Linked DNA regions of Mus musculus: region 2 is linked to region 1. A link is a loop called in an ENCODE intact Hi-C map of the cell type or tissue named here. Cell type or tissue: gastrocnemius. All regions are shown on one strand. Each heading gives the region's core, and the rest is flanking DNA. Links, peaks and the distances in the headings are about the cores only. Region 1 has its middle 31 kb from the start of Virma. Region 2 holds the start of Dpy19l4 (dpy-19-like 4 (C. elegans)).

What was found. Peaks named below come from ENCODE experiments on the same cell type or tissue, not always from the same donor. Only the 100,000 strongest peaks of a DNase experiment are listed, where the experiment ranks them.
Region 2: it touches region 1 in a loop (7-fold over the local background); 34 of 42 quality-filtered maps call a loop at or near these places.

What each region holds. Positions count from the first base shown.
Region 1 is chr4:11,446,413-11,462,862 of GRCm38, forward strand. No RefSeq gene overlaps it. Among named protein-coding and RNA genes, the nearest start is that of Virma, 31 kb to the right of the region's middle. In gastrocnemius, for the core only: a CTCF peak has its summit at 7,605 (motif pointing left); DNase peaks (open chromatin) are centred at 7,607 and 8,883; H3K4me3 peaks cover 674 bases.
Region 2 is chr4:11,314,700-11,331,149 of GRCm38, forward strand. It overlaps Dpy19l4 (dpy-19-like 4 (C. elegans)), which reads right to left and starts at 7,438. Exons shown (of 19, transcript NM_001081201.2): 1 at 7,301-7,438; 2 at 2,374-2,481. The coding sequence starts at 7,316. In gastrocnemius, for the core only: a CTCF peak has its summit at 7,560 (motif pointing right); DNase peaks (open chromatin) are centred at 4,299 and 7,496; H3K4me3 peaks cover 2,160 bases; H3K27ac peaks cover 1,926 bases.

The DNA of each region.
Region 1 (16,450 bases), core at 3,513-11,512:
ATATAATTAAGTCTGAGAGTTGATGTTTCAGGAACTGGGGCACAGGTGGAAAGCTCATGGTTACATACATGGACCTTGAGCACATGGAACTACAGTCTTGATTTCATGGGCCTGGAGCTAATGGGCACCAACAGCCTGGTGTGTGTGGCTCCTGCTATGGGTCTGGCATTGGGTGCTGGCACTGAGTGAATGGACTGATGTTGACAGTCATCGAGACTTTGGAGGAAGCCTCATAGGCTCCTGAAAATACCAGTGTCAGTGCAAAACACCCCAAGATCAATTCTTAGAACAAAAGAGGCTTATTTCCCCTGGAGGGATAAAGGGAAAGGAATAAGAGATAAAGACAGGAGACAGAGGACAAGAGAGAAGGGAAAAGGAACAGGAGAGGAGGAAGGGATATGTACCCCACAGGGACAAAGGAGACAGATATGGCCCATAGGCGAATAGCAGTTTATAAAGGGAAACGGGGAGACTCTGTGTTAGGATGGGGTATTTAATTTTGATTGGACCGGTTAATTAGATCAGCCGCATTTGCCATGCAAAAGCCTGCTAGAACCCCTTCAGTTCTTTTGGTGGAGATGTAGGCCATGCACTTGTAGTAGCCAGGTATTTGTGAGAAATCTCCCATGTGATTTTACATGGAAAACGCTAAAGGACAGATTCAACAGGTGTGGCCATGGGCTGTATGCCAAGATCAAGATGGAGGGTTCAAAGTCCCTGGGGTGGTGCGGTTAAGTTTGAGTTCCTAGAGGTGGCTGAAGAGCCTGGCACTGATGAATGGCATGAAGCTGAACAGCTGAGAGATTGATGTTTGAATCAATAAAAATAGTTTGAACAGTTGCCTTTTGAAAATATCAATACCAAAACTTTGGATTTTTATTCTTCTCCTCCTCCTCCTCCTTCTTTCTTCTCCTTTTCCTCCTCATCCTTTCTTTTCCTTCTTCCTTCCCCCCCCTTTCCTTTTTTGAGACAGAGTTTCTCTGTGTAGCCCTAGCTGTTAGATGGCTTCAAACTCAGAGATTGCTGGCCTCTGCCTCCCCAGTTCTAAGATTAAAGGCGTGTGCCACCACCATACAGCTTCTTTTTCCCTTTTAACAGGTTTTTAAATTTTTTTGTTTTTATGGTATGTGTTTCACCTGCATGCATTTCTGCATACCAGGTGTGTACAGAGCCCTGGAGAACAGAAGTAGAGTTACAGATGGTAGCTAGCTGGATTCTTTGCAGGAGCAGCAAGTGTTCTTACTCAGAAACGTTTCACTTTCCCCTGGTCATTACATGACAAAACTTTCCCTGGGAGAAAACACATGTGTCTACTCATCCCAAAAAGGATGTCCATGACAGAACAAAGTACCAATGCCACCAAAGTTGGACATGGTGAGCCAATGAGCTTTATTCGGGTTACTTACAGGGGTATGGGTGAATGGCCACTTACAGGAGCAGAAATGACTCAAAGACATCTGCATCACCAGTCCCGCTAGGCTGAGAGGCATGCTCAGCCTTTATTGTTTGCTTAGGCAGGAGGGCCTAGGGCATCTGGTCAGTTTCAGGGACTTCCTAAAGCAATTTTGAGTTGTTTCCTTCCCTGGTTAAGGAGGTTTCTGGCAGGATGGACTGTTTCAATCTCAGAGGAAACTGTTGCATAACACCAGCCTCCCTGGCACTGTTCCCTCCTCTCTGCTGGGATCTTGAACCGTAGTGAAACATTGTTACATTCAGAGCCTTTTATTTGTGGGTGGATTGACTGATTGAGTAAGATTGAGCCAACCCCCCCCCCATTTCATTTTATTTTTAGACGTTGAAATAGTGAGATTTCTCTATGGCCTAGGCTTGTCTGTAACAGCTGGGTTTAAATAATCCTCCTGCCTCAGTCTCCTGATTAACTGTAGCCACAGGTATATAGCACTGCACCTGGCTTACATTTTTTTTATTTTGGAACCTTTGATTTAGTGATGTAGCCAGCTGGTATGGAAGCCAGCCTAACATGCATGAACCACAGCTCAGTACAAATGCAATGGTGATACATGCCTGTAATACCAACGCTCAGGTGGCGGCAGGAGGGTCAGATGTTCAGTCACCTTTGTCACACACCCCCACACACTAGAGGTGGGGGGGCCAGGGGAGGAACAAGACCAAAAATCAAAAAAAGAGTTGCCTGGAAAGTATCATGTAGGTGACCAACCTGTAGCCCTGGATTACATGTGCCCCACGACAGCTATGAACACAACCCAACACAAACTGTAAGGTTACTTAAATTTACATCAGGAGAATGTCTGTTTCAGTGACTTAGTTTTATACACTTTGTAAACGACGCAGTTGTAGTGCTTAGGGGGATGCCTGTGTCCCTTTGCCCAGTGTCTCCTAATAGTACCACTTTACAGCACTATGACACATTTATCTAGAGTAAGAAATTCAGGGCTGGAGAGGTGGCTCACTGGTTAAGAGCACTAGCTGTTTTTCCAGAGGTCCTGAGTTCAATTCCCAGCAACCACATGGTGGCTCACAACCATCTATAAGGGGATCTGATGCCCTCTTCTGGCCTGCAGCAGAGCACTCATACATTAAATAAATATTAAAAATTAAAAAAAAAAAGAGCAAGAAATTCAGGGACTGGGGAAATGGCTCAACAAGTGCGAGGACCTGACTTTAACTTCCAGCAGTCATGAGCAGGGACTCTGGCCAACTCAAGTGTGAGAAGCATGGCTCTGGCAGGCCTTGCCATTCTCCCCAAGTCCATCTGCTTTGCTACAAACCTCTAGCCACCAAGGTCTATTCCCTTATTTGGCCACTTCTTCCTTCTGAGGCTGACATAAAGGTCCAGCTATGAAAGTATTGAAGTCCAGCAATCAAAAGCACCCTCTCGTTCACCTAATTAAAATACCCCACTAAAATGACATACCTCATCCTCCCTTGGGGTTTTATAACCTGCCGTTTGTCTGTGGGCCATGTCTGTCTCCTCCCTATTCAGAGGCAGACCTTTGTCCTCCACCCTGGGACAAATACCCCTCCCCTTCTCCCTGTCCTGTTTCTTTGCTTTCCTGTGTTCCTTCTTCCGATGTTTCCTGTCTTTGTCCCTTATCTCTGTCCTCTGTCTCTCTGGGGCGAACACATCTCCTTTGTCCTGAGCACTTGGGCCTGGGGTTCCTGAACCTATGCTTTTCCTTTCACCATGTATAAAAATGTTCATTTGTGTGCTCCTAACTGGAACCTGAAACTCCTCCTCTTTTTCTGTTTTAGGTTCAGTGAACCAGTTTAGGATTTCATAGAACATTTAAGGCAATCTTGTTTTGGGGTTTATTTTGCCACCTAATGTTTTCAGGCTATTGTAGAGAATGCATGAATAAAGAATCTGCATCAAAGAGTTGCATAAAAGAAGTTGTTCGAAGAGGTCTCAGTCTACTGATATAGGCAATACGGGATGAGGGGATGGTTTAGCTGTTAAGAATACCTGCAGACTGATATTGCAGAGGGCTGGCGTTTTGTTCCCAGCACCCATATCAGACGGCTCAAAATAACCTCTAACTCCAACTCCAAGGGGGACCCCATGCCTCTGGTCTCCTCCAATACCTGAATTCATAAGTATATAGACACACTTTTTTGCTTTTATTTTTGCTTTTTTGAGACAGGTGTTTGTTGTTGTTTTGTTTGGGTCTTTTTGTTGTTTTTTTTGAGACAGAGTTTCTCTGTATAGCTTTGGCTGTCCCGGAACCTGCTCTGTACATCAGGATGTTCTTGAACTCACAGAGATCCACCTGTCTCAGAGATCTTAAATGCTGGAATTAAAGATGTGTGTGCTACTACCACTGGGATATATATGGATATGTGTGTATGCATATATATGTACACATATATTAATATACCAATTACATTAATATATAATTTATAATACAATTTATATGTAATTAACACATAATCATTAATACATTAACATGTAATAATTAGTATGTTAATCTAGGCAAGATAAGCAAGCCTCAGTTGTTCAGAGGAAGGAGCACCTCTGGAAGTCATGGAGTCGGAGGAACACACATAAACAAACTTAAAGAAAGGAGCTTAATGTACATGCAGTATATAGAACTCCATAAATATTGGAAGAAATAGTTGAGAAAATATACATAACTGAGTGAGTATTCGAGACTTGAGAATTTAACACTAATCAGTTCTAAGTCACCTCAGATCAGTAGTTACTATTTAACTACTTAATAAGAAGAAATAAGGGCTGGTGAGATGGCTCAGTGGATAAGAGCACCCGACTGCTCTTCTGAAGGTCAGGAGTTCAAATCCCAGCAACCACATGGTGGCTCACAACCATCTGTAACAAGATCTGACGCCCTCTTCTGGAGTGTCTGAAGACAGCTACAGTGTACTTACATATAATAAATAAATAAGTCTTTTAAAAAAAAAAATAAGAAGAAATAAAACCCACCACCTCTGGGCCATTAAGATGACTGAGCAGGTAAAGCCCATTGGCTGAGCCTGAGGACCTAAGCTGTATCCCCAGCATCCGTGTGCAGCATCCGTGTGCTGAGAAGCAGCAGCTGACTCCTGAAAGCTGTCCTCCGACCTCCATGTGCAAGCTGCAGTGCTAGCGTTCTCGCCTGTGTGCTTGATCAATACATGTAATGAGCAAATTATATATATTAAAAACACCAAATTCCTTGTCTCACTCTTCTCTTTGGTCTAATATTCGTTTTGTTTTATTGAGATGGGGTCTTGTTATGAAGCCCAATATGGCTTGGTACACATAACCAGGCTGATTTTAAACTTGCAACAATTCTTTTGTATTATCCATCCACTGTACCACCATACTCGGCTTATTATTTATTTTGAGGCAGGGTTTCCCTATGTAGCTTGGGCTAACTTGAACTTTTTATCCTCCTGCCTCAGTTTCTCAATTGTGGAATTTCTGTCTCATGCTGACATGCTCGACTCCCCCTTTCTTTTCTTTTTCTTTTCCTTTTCTTTTTAAAAAAGATTTCTTTATTTATTATGTGAGTACACTGTTGCTGTTTAGAGACACACCAGAAGAGGGCATCAGATATCATTACAGATGGTTGTGAGCCACCATGTGGTTGCTGGGATTTGAACTCATGACCTTCGCAGTCAATGCTCTTAACCACTAAGCCCATTTCTCCAGTCCCCCCCCTTTCTTTTCTTATGATCCCTCCCCAATGCATTGACTGTAAAATAGGAGAAGGGGAAAATAGGGAAACATTGATAAACATATAATTGTCCTAATTATACAAATGTAAAATAAGATGCACATAATTATTGTCTTAGTTAGGGTTTCTATTGCTGTGATGAAACAACATGAACAAAAAGCAAGGTGGGGAGAAAAGGATTTATTTGTCTTATCCTTTCAGATCATAGTCAATCATTAAAGGAAGTCAGGACAGGAACTCAGGCAGGGCAGGATCCTGGAGGCAGGAGCTAATGCAGAGGCCATGGAGGATGCTGCTTACTGGCCTTGCTCCGCATGTTTTTGCTAAGCTTGCTTTATTATAGAATCCAGGACCACCAACCCAGGGATGGCACCACCCACAATGGACTGGGCCCTCCCCCAGCTGTACACTCCCCCAGCTGTACACTCCCCCAGTACAAACATGAATTATAATTTTGGTATACATACTAAATGCCATCATATGTAGGATATATTGTGGTGTTTGCTTTAGATGTATGTTTAAGGTGTGACTCTGGAATTTTATAATAGGTTTTTAGTTCTAAGAATGATAAAAATGATATTCCTATGTGCTATCAATGGAACAGCCTTCTCTAATGTCTATGTTTCTATCAAATTAAGACAGTAGCAGGTAGACTTGCAAGCCTTTAGTAATGTTTAATGAATGAATGAGTGAGTGAATTAATGAAGCTGAAAGCAGTGCCTTAGGAAAAACAGGGTATTGGTAAATAAAGCATATTATTAAACTAAGAAAGAAAGCCTGTAATGAAATCAATGAAGATGAGCAGTTTGGTCCTGGTGAGCATGGGTCAGCAGAATGGAAGGATGAGAGAGCTTTTGGACAGTCTCGCTTAGAAGGTAACCATATTAAATTCAATTACTTAAAATGGAGCTAATCAATAAACTCCTATTTTTATGCTATGAAATATTTGGTTCTCTGGGCCCAGAAAGGCTATGAACCCCATAAGAAATCCAGAAGACACAATTAAAAATAAAAGCAGACTGGATATTGAACATGTGTCTGTAAACCTAGGACTTGGAAGGAAGAGGCAGAGGCTCATAAATTCAAGGTTACATAGTAAGTTCTAGGCTGGCCTGGAATACCCAGGAGACTTGGGGCTTTGTTTTTATGTTTTGTTTTAAGGAGAGGAGCTATAGGTTTAGCTTGAAGATGGAATGTGCACTTAGTAAGTATTAAAAAAAAAAAGCCCCAGACTCAATGACGAGCACTCTAAATAAAAGTAAATAAAACCAAGGAGTCACTTCAATGACTCTCCTGAGAGCTGAATAACTCTGGGCCCATTCCTTTTAGTAGCCTGCAGAGTCAGTGTGAGACAAGTCGCATTCCCATGGACTTGACTGCTCATAATAAAATAACCTTTGACTCCTCTGTTGTTACATAGTTATTATTATAAATGCTGGGGCAGCTCCTGTTGCCCATCAGTTGTTAGGTGTCTGCACTAGTTGCTAGAACTCCCTCCTGTGAAATTATCCTCCCAGTTCTATATCTGTGAAATGGGTAGGCAGCGCTCCAAATCTGACTTTGTCCTTTTGTGGTTTTAGTGTTGCTTGCAACAAGGCAGAAACAGTGTTAGCTTTTCCGCACCTTGGTGAATGTTCTATTCAGATTGTAAAAGAGGAACATATATCTGCGTGAAAAGTTTAGTTCACTTGGGGTTTTCATTGCAGCATCTACTGGGGTCCTAAAGGCTCTGTTTCATACCCGTTTTGTCATACTGATGAACGCCTGAGAGAATAGACCGGGAAAGCCTGTGGGCATGACACTATCCAAGACAAGTAAAACTGGACTGCCAGGCTGGGAGCACATTTCAGCAAAGTGCTTGTCGTGCTTGTCCCCAGCAACCACATTAAAAAGGCATGGTGACACCAGGAGACAGTAGCGGTAGCACAGGGCCTTAATCCCAGAACTCTAGAGGCAGAGGCAGAGGCAGGCAAATCTCTAACTTCGAGACCAGCTTGGTATAAAGAGTGAGTTCCTGGACAGCCAGAGCTACACAGAGAACCCTTAACTCAGAAAATAACAAGAAAGAAAGAAAGAAAGAAAGAAAGAAAGAAAGAACAAAAGAAAGAAGGGAGGGAGGGAGAGAGGGAGGGAAGAAGGAAGGAAGGAAGGAAGGAAAAAGAAAGAAGGAAGGAAAAAAAACCACAGGCATGGTAGCACATACTTGTAGTTCTTGTGTGGAGGAGGCAGGTAGAACTTCCTGGGAAGGGAGGAGGGTGGGACAGAGGGAGGGGGGACAGAGAGTGATGCAGATACAGACACAGACAGACAGACAGACAGACAGACAGACACAGACAGAGACAGAGACAAAGAGTTTAGATACATATTTAGGCTTCAAAGTCAACTACCTACCTAAAGTAGCTGCTTCACCCCTGCTGATAATAGTCTTAGAGTTTGCTTCCCTCTCCTGGCCAGATCCAGTCAGTACACTGCGGTGATTCCCAGGCTGCTTTCGTGGCTCTAAATCCTTACCATCCTTCTGTCGTTCTCCTTTGAGGAAGGTCTTTATCTGTCAGAGAGCTTCAGTTTAGAGATTTCTTTCCCTTTCCCTTCCCCTTTCCCTTCCCCTTTCCCTTTCCCTTCCCCTTTCCCTTCCCCTTCCCCTTCCCCTTTCCCTTTCCCTTTCTCTTTTTCTCCTTTTCTCCTTCTTTTTCTTTTTCTTTTTCTTTTTCTTTTTCTTTTTCTTTTTCTTTTTCTTTTTCTTTTTCTTTTTCTTTTTCTTTTTCTTTCTGATCAAGCATTCTGTCCTAAACTTTAGGACAACGTTAGCATTTTGGTTTGAATCCCATAAGGACGCAAGTAGAAGACAAGGTTTGAGTGCATGAAACATTGAGACAGTGAGACCCACAGGAACGTGCCAACATCAGCCAGTGAACTGGGAAATAGAAAATGATCGCTGACATCCGTATTTTCAATTTCTTGAGGAACAAGTAAAACACTGTGCTTATTTGTATTTTGTTAAGGAATATCTGTTTAGTCTTGTGATTTTTAAGTTGTAAACTTCATGAGTGCAGGAGTTTGCTTGTTTGAGACAGAGGCTCCCTAAATAGCCTAGGCTGGCATCAAACTCACAATCCTCCTGCCTCAGACTCCCATTGTTGAAAATTACAGTCGTGTGCCCAATAATACCTAGGTAGTATAATAGTTTTAAAATAATATAAATATAAATAATATTAATGTTCTCACTAGGTAACAAAGCAACTTAAGGAAGGAAGGGTTTAATGTAGGCTCACAGTCTACCATGGGTGGGAAGGCACCCAGGCGGGGACGTGGACACATGGTGTTTGATGCTAGGACACCCAGAGGAGAGCTAATGTTCAACTTTCTTTCTTTCTCCCCACCCCCACTCACCCCAGGACACCAGCCGTGGACTGATACTTCCCTCATGTAGAGTAAATCTTTCCAGCTCATTGGACTGAATCTAGAAACCCCACGTTCCCCCAAAGACATGCCCAGCGTTTGATTCCTAGATCCTGTCGACAGTATCAACGCTCATACTAGCGGTCCGGAATGTTAGATACTGGTCACCTAACTCTGGAACCTGATTTCTCATCCTATAGAAAAGCAGTTAGTCAGAAAGCCCTGACTAAACTCAAGTGCCAAATCGCAGCAGTGAGATGATGAGGAGGCAGGAATCCGAGCAAGGGCTTCATTGTTGTTGGCTGTAACTGGTGAAGGGGCGTAGCTTGGGCACTGGCCAATCTGAGGCAAGGAGGAAGCGGCCATAGGTGAATGAATACAGTCTCGTGTGGCAAGTCCTGTGGGGAAGTGAGTGTGCTTTCTTTCTTCCTAGAGCCTGTGACCAGCCCTCAGGGAGATGACATGTGCCGCAACATTCTTTCTGTGACCCTGTGCGGGCAGTGGTGATACACGCTCATGCTTGGTCCGTGCAGGTCCTCTGAGCTTTCCTGCATGTGGCTCCTCTGCCAACCCCTCTCCTCAGTCTATCTATGCAAGACTGGCTTCTGATCCCACGAGTCGCTTATTAAGTGTAACTGTGTTATGTAGTTCCTTCACCACACCGCCGATTCTCCCTCGGGACTCTGTTTGCTTTCTTCCTTGTGGCTTTTAATTTTTAATTGAATTTATTGATTTTCATAATAGCCTGTTTGAGCTTTTGTATCAAAGTACCATAAATTCGATAGGTTATAAGCCATAAAAAATTATTTCTCACCCTTCTGGAGCCTGGGAGTCTGAGAACAGGTTGCAGGCCACGCAGGATGGGGGCTTCGAAATCTGGAATTAGTATTCAATGAACAGGATAGCCAAGAGGAAGGCTGGAAGCTATTTCTTCTGGAGCAACTCCCAACAGATAGATCATGCACAGGAAAGTGAGTGCTAAGAAAATGGCCTTTCCTGCAGCTAGGGAGATGGCTCAGTGATTGAAAGAACTTACTGTTCCATTCCCAGCACGAGCATGACGGCTCACAATTGTCTACAACACTAGCTCTGGGGGATCTGAGATTACTAGGTCCACACATGGAACCTGCACATACACACATGTAGGCATACAGGTAAAATACAAGTAACATTATGCAGAGCAAGTTACATTTAGGAATGTGTATGTATCTACACATACATATATGCAATATATATGTATGTACCCATACATATATGCATATAGCAACAATTAATTAAAAAAAAGAGGCCATGAATTTGAAAGAGAGCAAGGAGGGACATGTGGGAAGGTTTGGAGGGAGGAAAGAGGAAGGCAAAATATTATAATTATACTCCTAAAAATAAAAGAAATAAAAAATAAATATTTTTTTACAAATAAATAGAAGGCTGCCTTACCTTTTGAACTACCACCCTGCTCCATAGCTTCTTTTCCCTTTTTCTTTCTTTTTTCTTTTCTTTTTTTTTTCTTTTTTTTTTCTTTTGAGACAGGTTTTCTCTGTGTAACAGTCCAGGCTGCCCTGGAAACTCTCTCTCTCCCTCTCTCTCCCTCTCTCTCTCTCTCTCTGATTTATTATGTATACAACATTCTGCCTCCATGTATGGCTGCTGATCAGAAGAGGGCACCAGATCTCATTATAGATGGTTATGAGCCACCATGTGGTTGCTGGGAATTGAACTCAAGACCTCTGGAAGACTCAGTGCTCCCAACTGCTGAGCCATCTCTCTAGCCACTTATTTTTTATTATGACTTGTCCAGTCCCCCCAATTAATTGAGGCAGAACCCTAAGGATTTATTTAGCATGCTTTACTGGGCAATTACCCCTATACCATTTTTCTATCCTAGACTGGCTCTTCCTAAATAACTTGCTATTTGAGTCTCGCCTCGGCTGCTCCACCAGTCTGTCCTCAGGATGCACTTCTCCTGGCCCATCAAATAGAAACCTCCTCCTGTCTTTTTTTTTTTTTTTAAAGATTTATTTATAGCTGGGCGTGGTGGTGCACGCCTTAATCCCAGCACTTGGGAGGCAGAGGCAAGCGGATTTCTGAGTTCAAGGCCAGCCTGGTCTACAAAGTGAGTTCCAGGACAGCCAGGGCTATATGGAGAAACCCTGTCTTGAAAAAAACCAATATGTATGTGTGTGTGTGTGTGTGTGTGTGTGTGTGTGTGTATGTTCAGACCCACCAGAAGAGGGCATCAGATCCCATGACAGATGGTTGTGAGCCACCATGTGGTTGCTGGGAACTGAACTCAGGACCTCTGGAAGAACAGTCAGTGACTGCTGAGCCATCCATCTCTCCAGCTCTCTCCTGTCTTCTTTTTCCTTCTCCCCTCTCATTCTCTTTCCCTTCTGGTCCTTACCTTTGACTCCCAGCCCAATAACCAAAATCCCACCTATCTCTATTCTACCCAGTAATTAGCTATAGCAATTTTTATTTAACCAGTAAAAGAAGATTGGCAAGCAAAGTTCATACATCATTTGATGAAAATGAGATCTGCCCCTTGAGACAGCCAGATCTTGGGGGCCAGTATTTAGCATTTGAATACACAGCAGCAGCAGACCAACCCCAACACCTTTGTATGTTACCTGGATTCCCCCCCCCCTTACTCCAGCCCCACTTGCTCTGGCCCCCACCTGAATTTCTTTTAAAATGTAAAATAAACCTTCACATACAAAATGGGTGTGATACTTCTCTTCAGACAATATTGTTTTTATGCTATCCATCTGGATTTGTCAGAGACACTGCATTAAAAATGGCAGATCATGCCTCCAAAGTGTTGCCCTTAATTGGGACCTTGTGGGCTCTCTTCCTGTTCAGACTTTGTCTATTAAATCTCAGAACAAGATTTGTTTTTATACCCTGCGAACCCTCCGGCCATTCTGGACAAGGAAACCTGTACGGGGTGGTACTGATGCTACAGTCCTTTCCCCCAATTGGTTCTTGACCTGTCAGTAAAGAAAGCCATGGGCCAATTGCTGGGTGGAAGGGACAGGCAGGACTTGGATTCCTGGAGGCAGTCAGGGGACACAAGGCAGGAGAAAGCATTCTCCATGTGTTGGAGAGAGGAGAACTGGGCAAACAAATGAGATCTCAAACCGGAGTGGCCACACAGGCTGCTCCTACAGGTGGGTGATCAGAGGAGTTTAGCAACTGATGTTTAGGGCAGGTGAGAGACAGAGATAAGAAATTGGTAAGGGCATATTTTCCAGGAGGGAGATTGTAGCACCCAGCAATTGTGCCAGAAGGCAAATTGAAATTGAAAAACTGGGGGCTGGAGAGATGGCTCAGCAATTAAGAGCACTGACTGCTCTTCCAGAGGTCCTGAGTTCAATTCCCAGCAACCACATGGTGGCTCACAACCATCTGTCATGGGATTCGATGCCCTTCTTCTGGTGTGTCTGAGGACAGCTACAGTGTACTTGTCACATATATAAAATATTAATATTAAATATTAATATTAAAAAAGAAATTGAAAAACTGTGTGTCTGTGTCTTTTATACAAGGATTTAAGGGAGGCTAGGAGGGGGCTGGTAGCACCATTACTTTCTGAAGCTAAAGGTAGATAGAGCATAAAACTACAGTCAGCAAGCTAACTGCATAAAACTACGTGCAACAGAAACCAGTAAGCTAACTATAAATCTTCACCAATATATCTGTGCTCGTTTAAAACCAATCCCCTAGTCTCATCTCTACCTCTGTAGCTGATCAGCTGCTGTGGCCTCTCTTTCTTCCCTGCCCCATCAGTCAATCACACAGATCTTCTCTTCCAAACTTCCAACCCCTAACCCCGGCAGGCACTCCCTGGAACCCACAGGTAGGCTAAATGCAGATCTTCCTTCCTTCTTTACTCCACTCCAAATCCAATCTCCTGTCTCATCCCCAATTCTGTAGCAGACCACCAGTTGCTATCTGTTTTCAGTCTCTGTTCTCAATTCCAGGGAGTCAGGGGACCAAGCAGATCCAGTGGACCCCCTTTGACAAACCCCCAAGCCTATGCCCATTCCAAAGTGTCAGTTCCCAATATCTAGAAACACTGGAAACCTCAAGGGGCAACACTATCAGGATCACAGAAGAATTTCCTGTCAGGCAACGCACAGTCACCACACTCTCTTACGAACCAGAGAGGGCAACATACACTAAGGAACAATATACTCACTCAACAAAGATAATGCCAGATAGTACCATCACTTAGAATTACAATTTTTTCACAAGCACAGATGCCCAGATGCCAACATAAAAACACAATCACAGCCAGGACAATATGTCCCCACTGGGACCCAGCAATCCTACCACCCTGAGTACTGCAACATAGCTAAAATGCAGGACAAGGACCTAAAAGAGTCTCTAAGAATATTCTAGAGGTACTTAAAGAGAAAATAAATAATCCCTTAAGTAAATCTATGAAAACACTAAGAAACAATAGATGGAAATAAATAAAACAGTTCATGACCAGGAGCTAGAGAGTTGGCTCAGTGGTTAAGAGCACTGACTGCTCTTCTAGAGCAGTTCAATTCCCAGCAACACATGTGACTCACAATGATCTGGAATGGGATTTGATGCCCTCATCTGGTGTGTCTGAAGAGAGCAATGATGTACTCATATACATAAATAAATACATCTTTAAAAACAAAACAAAACAAAAAACAGTTCATAACTAGAATGTGGAAATAGCATGGTGGTGCACGCCTTTAATCCCATCACTTGGGAGGCAGAGGCAGGCGTTCTGAGTTTAAGGCCAGCCTGGTCTACAAAGTGAGTTTCAGGACAGCCAGGACTATACAGAGAAACCCTGTCTCGAAAAAGCCAAAAAAACAAAAAAACAAAAAAAATCCCCCCCCCAAAACAAAACAAAACAAAAAAAAAACCAAAACAAAAACAAAAAACCCACATCAAACAACAACAAAAAACTCAACAAGTAAACACCACTCACTGATATCTCTAAATACCAATGGTCTCAGTTACCTCAATAAAACAACACAGACCAAAAAAAAAAAAAAAAAGGCAAAGTAGGATCCAGCCTTTTACTGCATCCAAAAAACAAACTTTAACATTAAGGATACATATTACCTCAGAGTGAAAATGATTAAAAAGACATTTCAAGTAAATGGACCTAGTAAGCATGCTGGTGTAGCCATTTTAATATCTGACAAAATAAACTTCAAATAAAAACTAATCAGAAGATAGAGAAGGACACTACACACTCAAAGGGAAAAATCTACCATGAGGACCCTGCAGTTCTGAACATCTATGCACTAAACACAAGAGCATTGGAGCTCATCAAAGAAACACTACTTCAGCTTAAATCACATATTGACCCTTACACACTGATAGTGGAAGACTTCAGTACCTAACTCTTTCCAACAGACATGTCATTCAGACAAAAACTAACAGAAATGCTGAAGCTAGCTGAAGTTATAAAGCAAATGGACCTAACAGATACTTATAGAACACATCACCCAAACACAAAGGAATATACCTTCTCAACACCCCATAGAACTTTCTCCAACAGTGACTATATACTTACAAAGGAAGTTCTTGGGCAGTGGTAGTGCATACCTTTAATCCCAACACTTGGGAGGCAGAGGCAAGTGAAACTCTGTGAGTTCAAGACCAGTCTGGTCTACATAGTTCCAGGTCACCCAGGGCTACACAGAAAAACTCTGTCTTGAAAACAAACAAACAAACAAACAATAAATAAACAAGTCTCAATAGATTAAAAAAAATGAAGTAATACACCACATCATATCTGACCATCACAGACTAAAGTTGGATATCAACGACAGAAACAATAAGGAGCTAACAAACTCATGGAGACCCACTGTAAATGTGACTTAGTCTCCTGTAGTAATTGTTGTCCCCAAGCCTTAGTAACTCAGTCTGCTAACCTAGGCCTAGTCCTGGATGCTTCTAGCCTCCATACAATCTAATCTAAGCCTCTGAGACTTGCTGCTCACTCCTTCCTAGTTCTTTCTGATCTCTGCCTGGCTGGTTCAACTCAGCTGTTATGGCTTAAACTCCTCAAGATGACTGATTCAATCTGATTTCTCTCTTTTGGCCTCTCCTGAATTGCTCTGCTTGTCCTCAAATTTACTCTGGCAATCTGTTCTAATCTTCTGGCTCCTTTTCATTCTCTGGCTTGTTCTCTCTTTGCAATCTTTCTCTGTACAACTGTCCCAGCAAAACCATCTCCTTCCTCTTACCTTTTTTTCTCTCTCTCTATTCTCTTAAGTAGCTCCCCTTTCCTGTATCTTCTCATGAGAGGTAGGCAGATCCTATTCTGTCAAATCTTTTTCTGATTTGTTACTTTGTCTGCTGCTCAATTAGACATCAATTTCAAACATGGATACTTCCTTGTACAAACTAATTTTACTTTCATTGTTTGGAATTAAAGAGGTGTGCTAAGGATGTGTCTGTATGCTAGCTAGAGAGAGGAGGATGAAAGATATGGGCTTAAGGCTGAGCCACACCACAACTGGAAACGGGATTTTTAAATAAATACTACAATTTCAGGGTTCATTACTAAATGAAAAATTTGGCAACACAAAAAAAAAAAAAAGAAATCAAAGACTTTCTAGAAATGAATGAAAATGAAAACACAACATATCCAAGCTTATGGACACTTTGAAGATGGCAAACTCAATTCTGCTAAGTGCCTACAAAAAATTTCAGAAATCTTATACTAGCATTTTTGTTTTTTTGTTTTTGTTTTTCAAGGCAGAATTTCTCTGTGTAGCCCTGGCTGTCCTGGAACTCACTCTGTAGACCAGGCTGGCCTTGAAGTCAGAAATCCACCTGCCTCTGCCTCCCAAGTGCTGGGATTAAAGGCGTTTACCACCACTGCCCAGCTTATACTAGCATTTTAACAGCATACCTAAAAACTATAGAACAAAAAGAAGAAATCACATCTAAAAGGAGTAAATGGCAATAAAATAGTTAAACTTGGGACTGAAATCAATATAATAGAAATGACAATAAGCAATAAAAAGAAATCAAGAGTTGTTTCTTTGAGAAAAATCATTAAGATTGTCAAATCCTTATTCAAATTAACTAAAAGGCAGAGACGGAATATTCAAGTTAAGAAAATTAGAAATGAAAAGAGAGGGCTGGAGAGATGGCTCAGCAGTTAAGAGCACTGACTGCTCTTCTGAAGGTCCTGAGTTCAAATCCCAGCAGCCACATGGTGGCTCATAACCATCCGTAATGAAATCTGATGCCCTCTTCTGGTGTGTCTAAAGACACCTACAGTGTACTTAGATATAATAATAAATAAATTTTAAAAAAGAAATGAAAAGGGAGACATAACTACAAACACCAACGAAATTCAAAGACTCATACAGTCAGAATTTAAACACCTGTACGCCACCAAATTGGAAAATATAAAAGAAAATGGATGATTGTTTCAATGCATACCACCTACCAACTTCGTAACAATCTTAAATAAGCAATTTAAACAGACCCATAAACCCTAGTAAGGTAGAAGCAGCAATTAAAAGTCTCCCATCTTAGTTTGGGTTACTATTGCCATGATAAAATCCCATTGTAGCCACCTGTAGCCATGTGAACTGGGTTCCCCTGAAAGGCGGGCTGGGGCTGAAAGAGATCAGACAGCAAGAAAAGAATGAGGCCAAGACAAACCTTTCTGTTCAAAGCCTCTGAAGTTTACTGAGAGTCTGTGCTTATAAAGAGGGTAGGCCCATCCCCCGCCAGCCCATTCTTGGTGCCTGGAGTCAGCCCTTACAGATCTACAGGGTGTGTCTCCGGAATGTCTCAAGGCCTTTCAGCAGGAAGCAGAGTCTTGGAGAAGAGCAAATAGAGCCATCAAGGTCAGAAGGCTCTACCCTAGGTAATCTTCTTAG
Region 2 (16,450 bases), core at 4,060-12,059, 130 kb before region 1:
GACAAAGAGTAGAGCAGAGACTGAAGGAAAGGCCATCCAGAGACTGTCCCACCTAGGGATCCAATCCACATGCAGACACCAAACCCAGACACTATTGCAGATGCTAATAAGTGCTTGCTGACAGGAGCCTGATACAGCTGTCTCCTGAGAGGCTCTGCCAGATCCTGACCAATACAGATGTGGATGCTCACAGCCAACCATCGGACTGAGCACAAGGATCCCAATGGAAGAGTTAGGGGAAGGACGGAAGGAGCTGAAGGGGCCTTATCTGGCATCAGTGGGAGAAGAGGCCCTTGGTCCTATGAAGGCTTGCTGCCCCAGTATAGAGGAATGCTAGGGTGGTGAGGCGGGAGTGGGTAGGTAAGTGGGGGAGCACCCTCATAGAAGCAGGGTAGGAGGGAATAGGAATGGGGGTTTGCAGAGGAGAAACCGGGAAAGGGGTAACACTTGAAATGTAAATAAACAGAATATCCAATTTAAAAAAAATTTTTTAAAAATAAAAGAGAAAAGTTACTGGTTTATCAAAAGTTACATTGCCTACTTACATATTTATATATTTGTTCCATGAAAGTAAACAATATACCCCATTTTCAAATACTTATATTAAATGGTTATCAAAACCACAAATAAATGATAAGACCTTTTAAAAGCATTAAAGAAAAAGATTTCCTAGCCCAGGGTAAGGCGATACCTTGTGCTTAGCAGGATTTCTGAATTGCTGTACAACTGTGCTGTGTCTCCAAGCTCTTCCTTCCTTTCTAACAGAAGGATTTACAGCATCGCACCATCTAAGAGTGTATACTGAGAGGGGCACACACAGGAAAGCCAGCTAGGCCCGAGGCAGGTCCACAGTACAGGACGGCTTGCTGATAGGCTCTGGGCTGGCATCTGGAAACCTGAATTTCAAGGAATTTCTACCTTCTCTGACAGGGTGGTTAACTGTGCCTACCTTATTTATACAATGTGGTTTACACTTCCTTCCCAGAGAGTCTAAAATTTGGCCATATAATCATATGATAGGCAAAAAATATCAAAAGCCAGGCATGGTGGCGCACGCCTTTAATCCCAGCACTTGGGAGGCAGAGGCAGGCAGATTTCTGAATTCGAGGCCAGCCTGGTCTACAGAGTGAGTTCCAGGACAGCTGAGGCTATACAGAGAAACCCTGTCTGGAAAAACAAAACAAACAAACTACAGGGCCAACTCCCTGGTTTTGGTTTAAAACAACAACAACAACAAACAACTGAGTATTGCCTCTAATGAGTTTCACTCATTGACAAAACTATAAATGCCAGAATTTGAGGTCAAACAGATGAAGAGTGTCTGTATGACTCCATTAGAGAGGAGTTTTGCAAGTGTGCATCCAATAACTTACACACCTTTGCTCTGAGCTGACTCGAAGCTGCTCTTTAAGGCAATCACACCTTCACACACAATTGTTTTCTAAGATCTTGAGTCCTTGAAGGAAACCACTGTTGTTGAGGACTGTGACATGTTGCAGATAACTTGTATTTTCAGTTCATAGGTCTTAGGATCAGAATGAGCCCTAGCTGGCCCTGATGTAGAAAAGATTTAAAACTGATGCTGTGACAAAACAAGATGGGATGTCTCCCTTAGTGCAGGGGAGAGTATGTGCTATCTGAGAGTTCCGCAATGCAGGGGAGGGGATGTGTTGTCTGAGAGAGAGGAGCAGATAGTTATGAGGGGAAGAATAACTCACTGATAGTACAAGCTGCACTCAAAGCCCCCCAGGGCTTGACCCCCAATGTGATAAAATAAATCAATGAATAAAAACAGAAGATTATGTATTTCTACATAACCATGACTTCTAAGAGTTTCCTGTAGTAACGGTGTCCTTCTGTAAGCCACTGTCTGGACTGACTAGCACTTGCCTGGACCAAGAACAGTGGGTCAGTCCAGCAGAACCTCCAAGAGGCCTTCCTTCTCTTCTCCTCTGTGCCAAGAAAAATGTGTCCCAAACAGGGGCTATTCCTTCCTGACACAGGAAGCCAAGCGAGCCAAGCCATGATCGAAACATATAACAGATCAGAAATAAATATCTGTCATATCATGGCCACAACATGGGCCATAATTAAGGTACAAATATTTATTGTAAAGTGATACAGCTTAGGGGTTGTTCTATCACAAAAACCAACTGTGTTAACCATAAATTTAATCTCAAAATATCTTTATGTAAGATGGGGGCATGCCCAGTGGTAGAGAGCTTGTCTAGCTCATATGCACAAGGCCTAGATTTAGTTCCCACTCAACACCTCAAAACACAAAAGGCAAAAGACATGATTTTTGAAAGTGTGCACATCTGAATGATGAAAACATATTTTTGCAGCTACTGCACCCAGGTCCATCTGACTTACATTTTGGAGCTCTTTCAGGAGCTGGGGTTCTGCGGATCTTCTCTGCTTTGGCTTCCTGACTTCCTGAAGTTCTTTGCTTTTTCCTTTGGCGGGGTTCTACAGATGTTCCTTAAAACAGTGAAGGCATTATTGCAATGTGTTCATCAATGTTCGGATCTCAGGTGAATCAACTTTTGTTAGGTTACCTACTTGACCAGATCCCAGTAGAGAGCCCCAAGTCCTGTCTCTAATGAGCTTCCCTGGTTGAAAAAACCATAAAGGGCACAACTCTGATACAGACGGAATCGAGTCTAACATCTATGACAGAGAGCAAAGCCTGGAGATCATGTGACTAAAGCAGTCACACTGAGACCCATTAGTGCGAGGAGTACCTGCAGTGTCATAGCATCTGTGCCTCTTCCTCAAAACTGTCTTCAGTATACGGCTGGAAACAACAAACATGCATTCCCTACCACTACACAGCAACTCGTGATTTCAGAATCCAGCTGATGAAAGTTTACAGTCTTCTCCTGCACTGATGCTATTTTAAAATGTCTTTTCCCAGAAGTTTTGACGTGATTACTGTCCTTACTATGATAGTTACCTGAGATTATGAAAGCCATCATTTGCAGACGAACAATTTTTGTTCAAAATACAATGGATTCATCATAAAATTATGGCTTTTTTTTTTTCCTTTTTAAAGGCAGGTTCTTGACTAGCCTCAAACACATGATCCTCCTGCCTCAGCCTTCTAAATGCTGGGATTACAGGCATGCAACATCATTTTTCTTTCCAGAATTTGGGACTAAACAAAGGGTCCTGAACATACTAGGATGCTTGAGTGCTGAGCCTAGCCTCTCCTTCTTCACAGTGTGCTCCCGGAAGCTCTACAGGCTCCCGCAGCTGTGGGGTCATCGTGGACTCTGACACACGGAGGTGCTAGTTTTCAATCCTATAACATCATGGGAAGCGCTTGGAAAAAATGCTGTAATACCAAACTGCTTATCTTTTCTGTCTCTACTTTTTTTTTTTTTTTTTTTTTTTTTTTGGTTTTTCGAGACAGGGTTTTTCTGTATAGCCCTGGCTGTCCTGGAACTCACTTTGTAGACCAGGCTGGTCTCAAACCCAGAAATCTGCCTGCCTCTGCCTCCCGAGTGCTGGGATTAAAGGCGTGCACCACCACGCCCGGCTCTGTCTCTACTTTTTAAAAACTGTAATACAGAAGTTACTTCGAAACTAGTAAGTTAAATTCCAAATGAGAAAATAAGAGACTCCAACTTAAACAGAAATTTGAGATAGAGAACATAACTCCCCCCCCCCCCCAAATTACCTCATGAGATGAATAACTACTCTGGAAGATCAGAGTGCCCTGTCAAGTTAGTAATGTGACCCAGGCTTTGATTTCTCTTCCTTTTTGTAGTTCGGTAGTTATGCTATAAAATGTGAGACCAAAGGAAAGAATCAGCAGCAAAGAGAATAGCTACTCTGGTCACACAGACAGCTCCTTAGCATTACCCTGAAAACTGAATAAAACAAAGATGTTCTGAAACTGTTTCCAAGCCAGCGCATGCTTACTAAAATGACTTTAAATAGCAGCATGGAAAAAAGAAGTGACTTAGTAGACTGGTGTGGTGTCTAACGCCCACCACTTTTACAGCCGTGTCCAGTGTGCTCCTCGCCCCTCATCCTGGGAACTTCTCTCTGCATCCCAGACCACAGGCCCAATTGGTGAGAACAACTCCCATGCATAAGGCTCAGGGAACGTTGCAGAAGAGAGGTGGAAAAATTGTTAAGAGGCAGAGGATAAGGAGTTTGCTGTGAGCCTCTGTCTCCTAGGAATGGCAGAAGCTACAGCCATGAAGTCTCACCAACGTGACTGCCTGAACATGACCCAAACAAGAGCAATAATGGACATGCCAACATAGACAAGGAAGCAGATGGTGGTGGCAGACGCCGTTAATCCCACAGCTCTGGAGGGAGGCAAAGGCAAGAGGCAGATTTCTGAGTTTGAAGCCAGCCTGGTCTACAGAGTGAGTTCCAGGACAGCCAGGGAAGACAGAGAAACCCTGTGTCACAAACAAAACAAACAAACAAACAAACAAACAAAAAACAGCCAGAAAAACTAAAGACATCTAAGGAACACTGAGAGTTGGAGAAATAGTCTACCCCAGGGGAAGAGCGTACACCATGGGTTATCCAATAACAAATGCTCAACCCTGAAAACACACATACAAGTCCCACTATACCTACTGAACAGTATATATTTAGGACTATATGTATGTATATTCCTATACATATGTGCATACAGCAACAGCTAATGAAAAGGAGGCCATGAACTTGAAAGAGAACAAGAAGGGGTGTACGTCAGGTTTAGAGGGAGAACAGGGAAGGGGGGAGTAACGTAATTGTAACTACCATCTTAAATATAATATATATATATTTTTTTTTTAAGAAAAAGAAAAAAATCATTCATTTTTAATGTCAAGTTTAGTTGCATTAAATTTTAGCAGCAATAACAGTACAACCTGAGCTGGGTCTGGTGACTTACTGCTATGATCTCAGCACTCAGGCAGGCAGGTCTCTGTGAGCTCAAGGCCTCCAAAGCCAGTTCCAGGCTAGCCAGAGCTACATAGTAAGACCGGACAAAGACCGCATGTATTTTAGCCAATTTATCTACTTTGTCATTTTTGCCTGGCCCTAAAAACCAGAAGCTAATTGAGTGCAAACTTCTCACCTCATCTCTATCATTGTTCATCGAACTTCACAACTGAAAGACAAAAGTAATGTTATGGTGATGATATAGTTAGGCAACAGAGCTTATTAAGTCCTGGGTGGTACATGCCTTTAATTCCAGCAGAGGACAGCCTGGTCTACAGGTTCACTTCCAGGACAGCCAGGGCTGCACAGAGAAACCCTGTCTCAAAAAACCAAAGGAAATGAAAGCGAGCGAGAGAAAGAGAGAGAGAGAAGAGAAGGAAAAAGCCAAACTAAATGATGACTACATATCCACAAGAATAACCTTGCTACTTCAATCTCTAGTCCCATCATAGGCACATGAGCCAACAGAGCTACAAACAGGCTTCCAGATGTCCATGTAGACTAGAAAGGGTCCAAGAGAAATGTTAACACTGTTCTCCTCAAAGCCTGTGTCTGTTTCAGGAAGCATCAATGCAAGCACCATTGCACACACAGTACAGGAGAGGCGTCTGGAAGAACATTTACTTCCAGGGACAGCTGGACAACAAAGAGGCTCCTGAAGGACCTGAGAATAAGCCAAAAGCTATAAACTGTACCTGACCTGAATTCAAACAAGAATATAGAGACTGGCCTAATTTTAACATAATAAATACACGATATGTAAACAGAAGGGATTCGGGGAAATTCCTGACACGGGACGTGTTTGCTGTAAATATTATCATCACAAACATCATTACAATAAATATTTATACTTTGTTGACTATTATATCCCAGCACCCAAAAGAATAGAGACTTAGCCAAGGAATTAAATATTTGTTGAAAGGACCCATTATTTTAATAAAACTGCCACCCAGTAATTGTCCTGAATAAAACACATGTTTTTAGATTACCTGTAATTCTATAACCAAAAATCATTTAACAGTTTATAGTCAACTACTTTTACAAAATGATATAGCCTTTTAAAAAGGTCCACATCATAGTTATTAAGTATAATAATTCCATCTTAAATGCAATTTCTGCATATTTACAATATCAAGTTTTAGTGGCACTGTGCGATTTTTCTCCTGTGTTAAGTATTAATGTGCTCACAAAGACAAACTGGTTTATCAACCTACCCACACAGATTTGTAACTAATCACAAAAATAAAGTTTAAAAAAAATCTTTGTCAAATGATAACACATTGCAAACACAGATATAGCTATAGCTAAAGAAAAAAGAGGAATTACATTCTTCCTTACCAGCAACCTGTTTTGAGGCTGGTTTTAGGTAGTATCTTAAATGTGCATGAAATTTAACACGAAGAGCTGCAGGAAGAGGAGGAATGGCTGAATCATGACCTCAGGGACAGGACATCTAGTCCCAGTCAGCATGTACTTCTAATAGTCTTTTGAAAAATGGCTTTCCATTGAATTCTTCAAACTCCCTTCTTGTCTCCTTGGTTCAACGGCTTAAATCTAAACCAGATAACTAACGGTCGCATTCACAACTCCACTCAGTAAGATAAAAACTGCTTTCCAGCAGAATGAAACATGTAACTGTTCATCCGAGCGAATGAAGTCCAAGAGCTCAATCGTGCATACACATCCCATGAAGTTACTATGCCACCAATACTTTTTTACACTATGTATCGTACACTGCTAAGTTTTTTGCCGCTTCCTATCTTTTGCTCACTGTCCAAATCCTCTATGGATAAATATTGCTGGCTAAACAATAAATTCCCTTGGCACTGACCCTGAGGAGCGTGCAGAGCTCTCTCCAGTCCATTAGTTTTAACCCTAAAACTGACCTCCTCCTCCCCTAAAACCACTTACATGCCCCTGCCCTTTGGCATTTGTTATCCATTAGAGCACAAGTGAACTCCGTCAGGTTCTGCGCGTCCATCCCAGATCCCAGCCTCAGTTTCCCGCGAGGGGTGCGATCCCTCCCATTCTGCACCCAAAGCTTCCAGCCTGGACCAGAACCCACCCAAGCTCGTCCTGCTTTCCACTGCGGAGCAACTCCGGACCCGCAGCCCCGCCACCCAACAACAGCTTCCTTTCCGAGACTCCTGACTTTAAGTTCCACTTCTGCGTCCTATTTCGGGAGACGAAACTTTGGGCCATTTTCTCGGCTCGCGCCCGGTTCCACTGCAAACTCGGGGGCGCGCGCCCCCGCCCGCCCTGCTCCCCGCGGCCCGCAGCCAGCAGTCAGGCCCGGCCCCTCTCCCGAGCCCGCCGCGGCAGTTGGCGCGCTACACGCCGGAGCCTTCACCTTCTTCCTTTGCCATCGTCTCCGCGGAGACCCGAGTGGCCCTACGGCTCCCGAGCAGCCCGGAGTCTCCCAAACCTCCGAGTATCCAAACCCCGCGGCCGCCCCGGCCAGCTCCCGGCTGCCGCGCCCCCACTTCCTGACCCGCCCCCCTCTGGTGTCTCCGCCAACTGGGTCCCTCCAAGGCGCTCCGGGAACCAGAGTGCAGGGAGCGGGGCCCGGCCGGAGCGTTTCGCTAGAGCGCCTCAGCCATGCCCACGATGGCCACGGGATGGCAATGCTCCTGGGAGGAGCGAGTCCCCGCCGCCGCCCTCGCTCCTTGCTGAGCCTCACAGGAAAGCAGGAGCCAGAGCAAGCTTTTCGTGACGCTGGGATCCGTCTCAGAAAGTCATAGACTGTAGGCCAGATCCAGTCCCTATGTCCGGCCGATTTTTCAAACAGAAAACGGAGTTTCAACTGCAGAGCAACGAGTCCTGGACTTGTTACGATGATTTCAAAGCCAGGCAAGACGTTCTAGGCAGGTCCTTTGGATTAGTAGATGTTTGTTTGTTTGCTTGTTTGTTTTTGAGACTGGATCTCTCTATATGGCCAAGGCTGCTCTCAACTTGCCTCAGGTTCCCTACTGCTGCAATGGCAAGAGTGATACACAGTTTGGTTTAGTAGACACTTGGCGGCTACAAAAAAGTTTGTACCAGGTTATTCCCTATTGTAATCCCAGACCGTGACAAGTAGAGGAAGGAGGTTCATTATCAAGGCCAACCTCAGCTACATAAGCAAATTAAGTTATTATCATATAAAAAAGGAAACACAAGAGAGAGCAACGTGTCAATCACGAAAACTGCCTTGAACAAAATGTTTGCTCATGTCAATATTCTGGAAGAAAGCACAATAGTACTTTATAGTCTGCTATGAGGAATGTATAGAGATTATTTCATAACAATAGAATGCAGTTTAATTTTGTTGTGCAGTGCATGACTCATACTGAGAACACTGTGGCACGCCTTCAGTTGGCCCAAAAGCATGAGTGAACAGCCACTTCAAAAAAAGGATAGCTGTCTGTCTGTCTTTCTTTCTCTTTCTTTCTTTCTTTCTTTCTTTCTTTCTTTTTCTTTCTTCCTTCCTTCTTTCCTTCCTTCCTTCTTTCCTTCCTTCCTTCTTTCCTTCCTTTCTTATGTAGGCCTCCTATAGTAATTCACAGAAACTCCTAATTTTTTTTCCTATAATGCCTGGTTTCTGGATCTGTTCTGATTCTGTGGGATCCTGATCTAGTGATATTGGGGGTCCAATCCTACATTCAGGAGGGACGGGGGGGGGGGGGTTAGAGCACTTGTTTCTGGTTAATTGGGAGTTCAGCCAGAGCCACCAGTTCTTTTTCTGCCTTGCCTTGGACTCAGAGTATACCCTGGTGATACTGGAGGCTGAGAAAATTAGAGGCCCAGCGCTTGAGCTCCCATTGGCAGGGTTTCAACACTTAGGTTGCACAACACAGCCAAGGAACCACAAGGATGTTCCACAACACTAGGTTCATGTCTAGGGTTTGGAGAGGCCCAGCACAGGATGTCTAGCTGAGACAGGATATCTAGTTGAGACAGGATGTCTAGCTGAGACTAGAAGCTGTGACAGAACCCAGAAAGGCCCAGCCTAACTGAAATGGGAAAACTAGACATTTAGGAGACCTCTGGTGGGTTTGGAAGAATCAGCCTCTTTGGCTTAAAAGCCGTCTCACAGTAATGACAAATTAGGTTCATTCCTCTTTATGATTAAACTTGTTTTTCAAGGATCAGGCTATGCTCCACATAAAACCTGTGACCTTAACTACAAATGGTTTTGTACTGCCTGTTCCAGGAATGATAATTATGTCTTTGTTTCAATTTTTTTTTTAACCATCTTGCAACCCTACTTCCGTTTCATAAGGGTTGTCATGGCTACCTTGTTATAACTACCAGTTTTATGCTCACCTTGCAACCATGTCTTTGTTTCAGGATGCCCTTAGGAAAAGCTTGCTATGATGTTCTGCTCCTGTAACCCCACCTATTTTGCTTGCTAAATCCCCCATTTGAAAAACCCCTACTTCTGAACTATAAAAAGCTTTGTCTTCCTCATATTCAATGCTAAACTCTTGAGCCACATCTTGGTAAGAGGTCTGTGTACATGAATTTAAAAATCTTCCTTTAACTATTTGCTTGCAAGGGCTGGAGAGATGGCTCAGCAGTTAAGAGCACTGGCTGCTCTTCCAGAGGACCCGTGTTCAACTCCCAGCAACCACATGGCAGCTTACAACTGTCTGTAACCCTAGTTCCAGGGATCCAACTCCTCTCCCAGACAAACATGAAGTCAAATTAACAATGCACATAAAAAAGAAATAATTATTTGCTTGCCTTAATTAATTTGGCCATGATGAATTGAGTCTGTGGTCCTTCTCTTTCCATCTTTGAGATTAACACGTGCTCAAAGGTCTTGGGCAAAGTTGTTAATACCAGGAACCATCAACTGTGACCAGGTTTTAAAACTGGCAGGACACACTGTGCTGTGCTGAAGACTGTTGCTTGACTCAACAGCTAGTTTTGTCTCAGTTGTCACTAGTTCTGACATGTTTCCTTTATTTTTGAGGCAAAGACTCATTCATATACTCATGTGCCGTTACACCCAGTTTTCTGAACTTTTCTTTTAAAATATGACAGAAGTGAAGTTGAAGGAGTACCTCAGAAGATTCTGGCTTCCACAGACACCAAGCACGAAGGCAAAAACCTATATTCATTAAAAGTAAAATAAAAAATAAGAAATTAAGCATATGTTTTATTAAAATATTTTAAAAACATTTTTAGATTTCTTTTATGTATATAAATGTTTTGCATGCATGTGTGTCCCTGGTGCCTGAGGCAGACACAAGAGAGTATTAGATCCCCTGGAAGCAGCTATGGACAACTGCAAGCCAACACAGGAATACTGAGAACCACTCCTGCACGTTCTGCACCAGCACAAAGTGCTCAAAACAACTGCACCATCGCTCAGGTCCATGGGAAAGGATATTTTGAGATGGATATACTAAAAACCTTGAAACTTATTAAAATACAGATTTTTGTCACTCAAAACTCTTCTAGAAAGATATTTTTAGCTGGTTATGTAAAACAAAATTCAAAAATATTGGTACTAAAATATAAACACCAAGCAGTCTAGCATCAAAACTTTCTTAGGTGGTACAGGCATAGCAGTACCTGCCTGTACTTACAGCACCTAGGAGGTAGAGGTAAGACGATAAGGACCTCAAGACCAATCCCAGCTACATTGTGTGGTCAAGGTTTCTCTGGGCTACAATGGGACCCTGTCTCTAAATAAATATTTTACAAAGGGAAAAAAGGACAAATAGATGGCTCAGGGAGTTAACGAACTTGCTGCTAAAGCTGACTAAGGTAACGCTATCTTGTCCTAACTCTGTCTTATATCTCGCCCTTCTACTCCACAATAGCCCGACTTCCTTGGCAACATGCTGGAACTGTTCATGACCCTGACTGTGGTCCATATGTACTAACAAAAATAATGGATGTAAAATATACATCTAAAATAATAAAAAGGGAGTGTAAGCAAAAATAATTGTCATGTTGTCTGGAAACACTGTGAAGCTCTGCAAGAAAGCAGACATTACTGGGCCACCCCAAGACCCTCACTGACGTACCTGCACAAGCACATGTAATTATGGTTTTGGTCTTTAAAAATACTGTACCCCATGCTGGGCAGTGGTGGCACATATCTTAAATCCCAGCACTTGAGAGGCAGAGGCAAACGAATCTTTGAGCTCAAGGCCAGCCTGGTCTACAGAGTCAGCTCTATTACAGCCAGGGCTATGCAGAGAAACTCTGTCTTGAAAGACCAAAACTAAAAATGAAGTAAATAAAAATAAAACAAAAATAAATTAATGGAAACACTGTACCCCTGAGCTTGGGAACCAAGAGACTCTTAGGCGTGAGCCACTCTTGGTTGCTGGCTAATAAAGGGACTCATATACTTTTAATTGGCTTAGTTAGCATAATTGCCAATAATAATCTTATGAGTGGGGCTGGAGAGATGGCTCAGAGCACTGACTGCTCTTCCAGAGGTCCTGAGTTCAAATCCCAGCAACCATATGGTGGCTCACAACCATTTGTAATAAGATCGGATGCCCTCTTTTGGTATGTCTGAAGACAGCTACAGTGTAGCTTGCATATATAATAAATAATTAAATCTTAAAAAAATAATCTCAGGATCATTTCACTGTCTCATATACACATGCTGTGATCAAGATATAAAGTGAATAAATAAATAATATAAAGAAAGCAACAATAAGTCTCAAATATTTTACATTGGTATGGATTATTGCATATTGATAGAAATTTACGGTAGTATTTGCTATAACATACTGTATATATGTTTCAACTCTTGTTTAAAGCATTGTGCATATGCAACTCATTTAAAAACGATGTAAAGTTTGAGTCTCTAAAGACACTCATGTAAACTGCTTAGGATAGTTAAGAAATGCTAGTTAGTAGTCAGTCACCTGTAACTAATCACAGGTGTGGACTTGCTAGGGATTAGTGTAGTTAATTACAGCATAAGCTTTATTTAGCCTTCTCTATAGGTTTTCAATTAAAGCAGAGAGTAAATAGCTCGAAACAAGCAATGCTTGCCTATTCAGAGCTACTTTAGATAACTGGGTGGTCCTCAAACACTTCAGAGATCTGCAGATATGGCGTTTAAGATGTTTTAGTAACAAAAGGCTCTTTTGACAGACACATCAGCTCCTGGTAGCATCCCCAATCTACTTCAAAGATGATGATGAGCAAAGAAGGACCGCTACATGGAGTTCGCTTCAGTTGTGGCAAACATGGCCACTGGGCAAAAAACCTGCCCCTTACCTCAATGGCTGACAGCAGGCTCTCCAAACTGTGGAAAAGCAGGACACTGGGAAGTTGATTGATCCACTTTGCTGAGACAAGGTAGGCCAGTCCTTCAAAATTTCTGCTTCATGAAAAGTCTGTCAGATACTCTGACCCTACTGGCCAAAGATTGGCTGCCCTACGGATACCGGGGAATCCTAGGTGAGTGAGCACCTGAGCCAGCAGTCTGTCATAGAGATTTGGAAGCTGCTTGCTCTGCACTGCCTGTTTACTCAGGTAACATTTATCCTTCTTGGGTCTCTGATGGAGTTGAAGACTAGATAGTTATAGCCTTACTGTTTTCCCTATTAAAGATTAAAGACATCAACGCTTAATTTGTTTAGGGTTTAAGAAAATGTTGCCGGGAGCCAGGTGTGGTGGCACACGCCTTTAATCCCAGCACTCGGGAGGCAGAGGCAGGCGGATTTCTGAGTTCAAGGCCAACCTGGTCTACAGAGTGAGTTCCAGGACAGCCAGGGACCCTGTCTCGAAAAAAACAAACAAGAAAAAAAACCCCAGTTGCTACACAGAGAAACCCTGTCTCGAAAAACCAAAAACCAAATCAAAACAAAACAAAAAACCCAGTTATATGATTATGTTTTAATCCCAGGTGTGGGATAGGTGGCTGCTTCAGATTGTCCACAGCATCTACAATTTGTCTCCTGCTCTAGGAAGGGCATGACTTTTGCCAGCTACAAACAGCTTATACTTGGAATTCTGGGAACTCTTGAGAGGGTATGAATATGAGATCCCTAAGTTGGCACATGGCAGTTGCTGCTGGTTCCTGCTGTTGCATTTGCTGTTTTACTGCATTGCTGTTTGCTGCAGCATTGCTGGTTCGCAGAATCACTGGTTGAAGATATTCTGATGATGAACATTGGACTTGCTGCTAGGAAGTCAACCCTTCTAATCAGCAGAAAGTAGTCTAAAGAGACCCAAAGCCCTTCTTCCTTTCCTTTCTACCCTCTAACCTTCTTTGAAAAGACTGGTGGCACTGGGTTTTATAAGGATCTGAGAAAATCATGAGGAGCCCTTTCACGCCCTCCGCATCATCTCCTGCCTCCAGGCTGATGAGCACTGATGTGGAAGAGAAAGCCAAATTAGCCCTTTCCACCCCAGCTTGCATTTTGATGATGTTTATCACAGTAGGAGAAACCTTAAGGTTCAAGCTGGATGGGGTCCCAGCCATGAGAGGAGGAAGTGAACAGAAGCTCTCATCCTTGACCAGGAACTCGCCTTCCACTTGACACCCACTTGCAAAGGAAAATTCCTTTTCTCAACGCAGTCCCCCTTGGTACTCAAGCCCTGCTGAAGGGCACGCCTCTGACCAGCAGTGGATGGCCAAAGCAAAACAAGCTCAAGCGTACTTCTGGAGCCCTTCCTTCCTTCCTTCCTTCCTTCCTTCCTTCCTTCCTTCTTCCTCCACTTCTTCCTCCCTCTTTTGTCTTTATTTTTGTCTTGTTTTTTGGTCTCATGTCACCGTTTGGGCTTTTTTTTTTTTCTTCTTATACAGTATGGTTCCCAGTTTTGTATTCTTACGGGTTTTGTTCTTGTGTTTCTCGTGCCTTTTCCTTCTTGTCTGTCTGTTTTCTAAAAGGAGTGGAAGAAGATCTGTGGAGTGGAAGGTGGGAAAGATATGGGAGGATACAAGGGGAAACCATGATCAGCATATATTATAGAAAAATATTTTAATTGAAAAAACACAAGATTTCATAACAAAAAGTTTTAGCCAGGCACACGCCTGTAACTCCAGCTTCCCGAAGAGGCTCAAATGGGGAAAGTGCAAAGTTGGCAGATTTAGTGAAACCCTGTCTCACAATAAAAAGGGCTGGAATTGTAGAAAATGGTAACACATTTTCCAGTACTGCCCAGTCACTCAATCTGTGGACTAGACTGGCCTGAGACTCAAGAGATCCACCTGCCTTTGACTTTCACATGCTGAGATTAAAAGTGTATTGCCCAGTTTAGTCAGATTTCCTTAAATTCTGTTACAATCCTGGATACATACTTACTGACTAGTTCCTGAAAGGCCAGTTGCATTGTGTGTCCAGTAGATGTCAGAAGAAACCAAAGCATTAGGTAAATCTCATGCCCAACTGCAAATACAGGTGTGTAGTTGGCTGAGTGTGAAAAGTGACTCTGAATACATTAAGTGCTTCAATATAAAAATCAGAACTGTACTGATATATGATAAGGCAATACTCAAATAAATTTTAATTACTTAGAAACTTTTTTTTTTTTTTTTTTTTTTTTGGTTTTTTGAGACAGGGTTTCTCTGTATAGCCCTGGCTGTCCTGGAATTCACTTTGTAGACCACGCTGGCCTCGAACTCAGAAATCTGCCTGCCTCTGCCTCCTGAGTGCTAGGATTAAAGGCGTGTGCCACCACACGCCTTTTTTTTTTTTTTTTAAACATTTCTTTTCTTCTCTTTCTTTCTTTCTTTTTTTTTCTTAGTAATAGGTATTTATTAGGTTAGTTCTTTGATAACATGAGGAAAGAGCATTGAAAATAAGATAAGGTCACCTAACAGAATTTTTTAAAAATATTTTTTATTATGTATTTTCCTCAATTACATTTCCAATGCTATCCCAAAAGTCCCCCATTCCCTCCCCCCCATTCCCCTACCCACCCACTCCCACTTTTTGGCCCTGGCATTCCCCTGTACTGGGTCATATAAAGTTTGCATGTCCAATGGGCCTCTCTTTGCAGTGATGGCCGACTAGGCCATCTTTTGATACATATGCAGCTAGAGTCAAGAGCTCCGGGATACTGGTTAGTTCATAATGTTGTTGCACCTATAGGGTTGCAGAACCCTTTAGCTCCTTGGATACGTTCTCTAGCTCCTCTTCTTTCTTTCTTTTTTTTTTTTTTTAAAAGATTTATTTATTTATTATATGTAAGTACACTGGAGCTGTCTGAAGACACTCCAGAAGAGGGCGCCAGATCTTGTCACGGATGGTTGTGAGCCACTGTGTGGTTGCTGGGATTTGAACTCAGGACCTTCAGAAGAGCAGTCAGTGCTTTTAACCACTGAACCATCTCTCCAACCCCCCAGAAACATTTATTATCATCATCATTATTATTATATTGTATTGGAGACCAAACCCAGGGCAATGGGCAAAAGAACTCTACCCTTGGTATATAATCTCAGGTAAATAATCTCAGTCCAAGATTACAAACCTATCAAAACCTTACAGAACTGAGGTCTCACTCTCTGGAAGCATGAGCTCCGCCCCCTCCCCAATTAAATGCTTTCTTTTGTTAAGTTGACTCAGCCATAGTGTTTTGTCCCAGCAACAGAAAAGTAACTAAGACATCCATTCAACTTGCATTTACTCTGTACAAGTACTGCATAGTTAACAAATAACAGAGCAACAAGAACTGCACTGCCACGCCTGCTTTGGCAGCTTGCACCGCAAGTGCTAGCTACGCAGGGCCACTTGGCAAGTGCTAGCTACGCAGGGCCACTTGAGTCCAGGCCTGGGGTTCATTCTCAGCTGCTCCTGGGTTTTGTTTTGTTTTAATGTATATCTACACGTACACCTGCACACCAGAAGGGGGCATCAGATTTTATTATGGGATGGTTGTGAGCCACCCTGTGGTTGCTGGGAATTGAACTCAAGACATGGGAAGGGCGGCAGGTGCTCTTAACTGCTGAGCCATCTCTCCAGCCCTCCTTTTCATTTTTTACTCCATCACCCTTAATCAATTGTGTTTCTCCCAAACACTTCAATGGGTTTTTAAGTCTTATTTTGTGGTTGTGTTTTATGTATGCATTATGCATGCACTGGAGGACAACTAACACAAGTCTGCTTGCTCTTTCCACTGTGTACATAGGAGGGCGGGACTCAGGTCCTCCAGAGTATAGCATGCACCCCTACCTGCCAAGCCCTGCTGGCCCTCTATACCATGAACTTTCTATACCATGAACGTGACAGCTGTCCCAAGTCTGACTCCACCAGAACTCTGGCTTTGTCTAGGACATGTTGATTCTGCCAAAGGCAAAGGACACCCTGATGTCTCTCAAAAACAGCAATGCAAGGAGCAGAGCCTCAGCTTCTTGTTTTTTTTGAGACAGGGTTTCTCTGTATAGCCCTAGCTGTCCTGGAGCTCACTGTGTAGACCAGGCTGGCCTCAAACTCAGAAATCCGCCTGCCTCTGCCTCCCAAGTGCTGGGATTAAAGGTGTGCGCCACCACGCCCGGCTGAGCCTCAGCTTCTTAAGAGAACCATCGCTGCTGTAC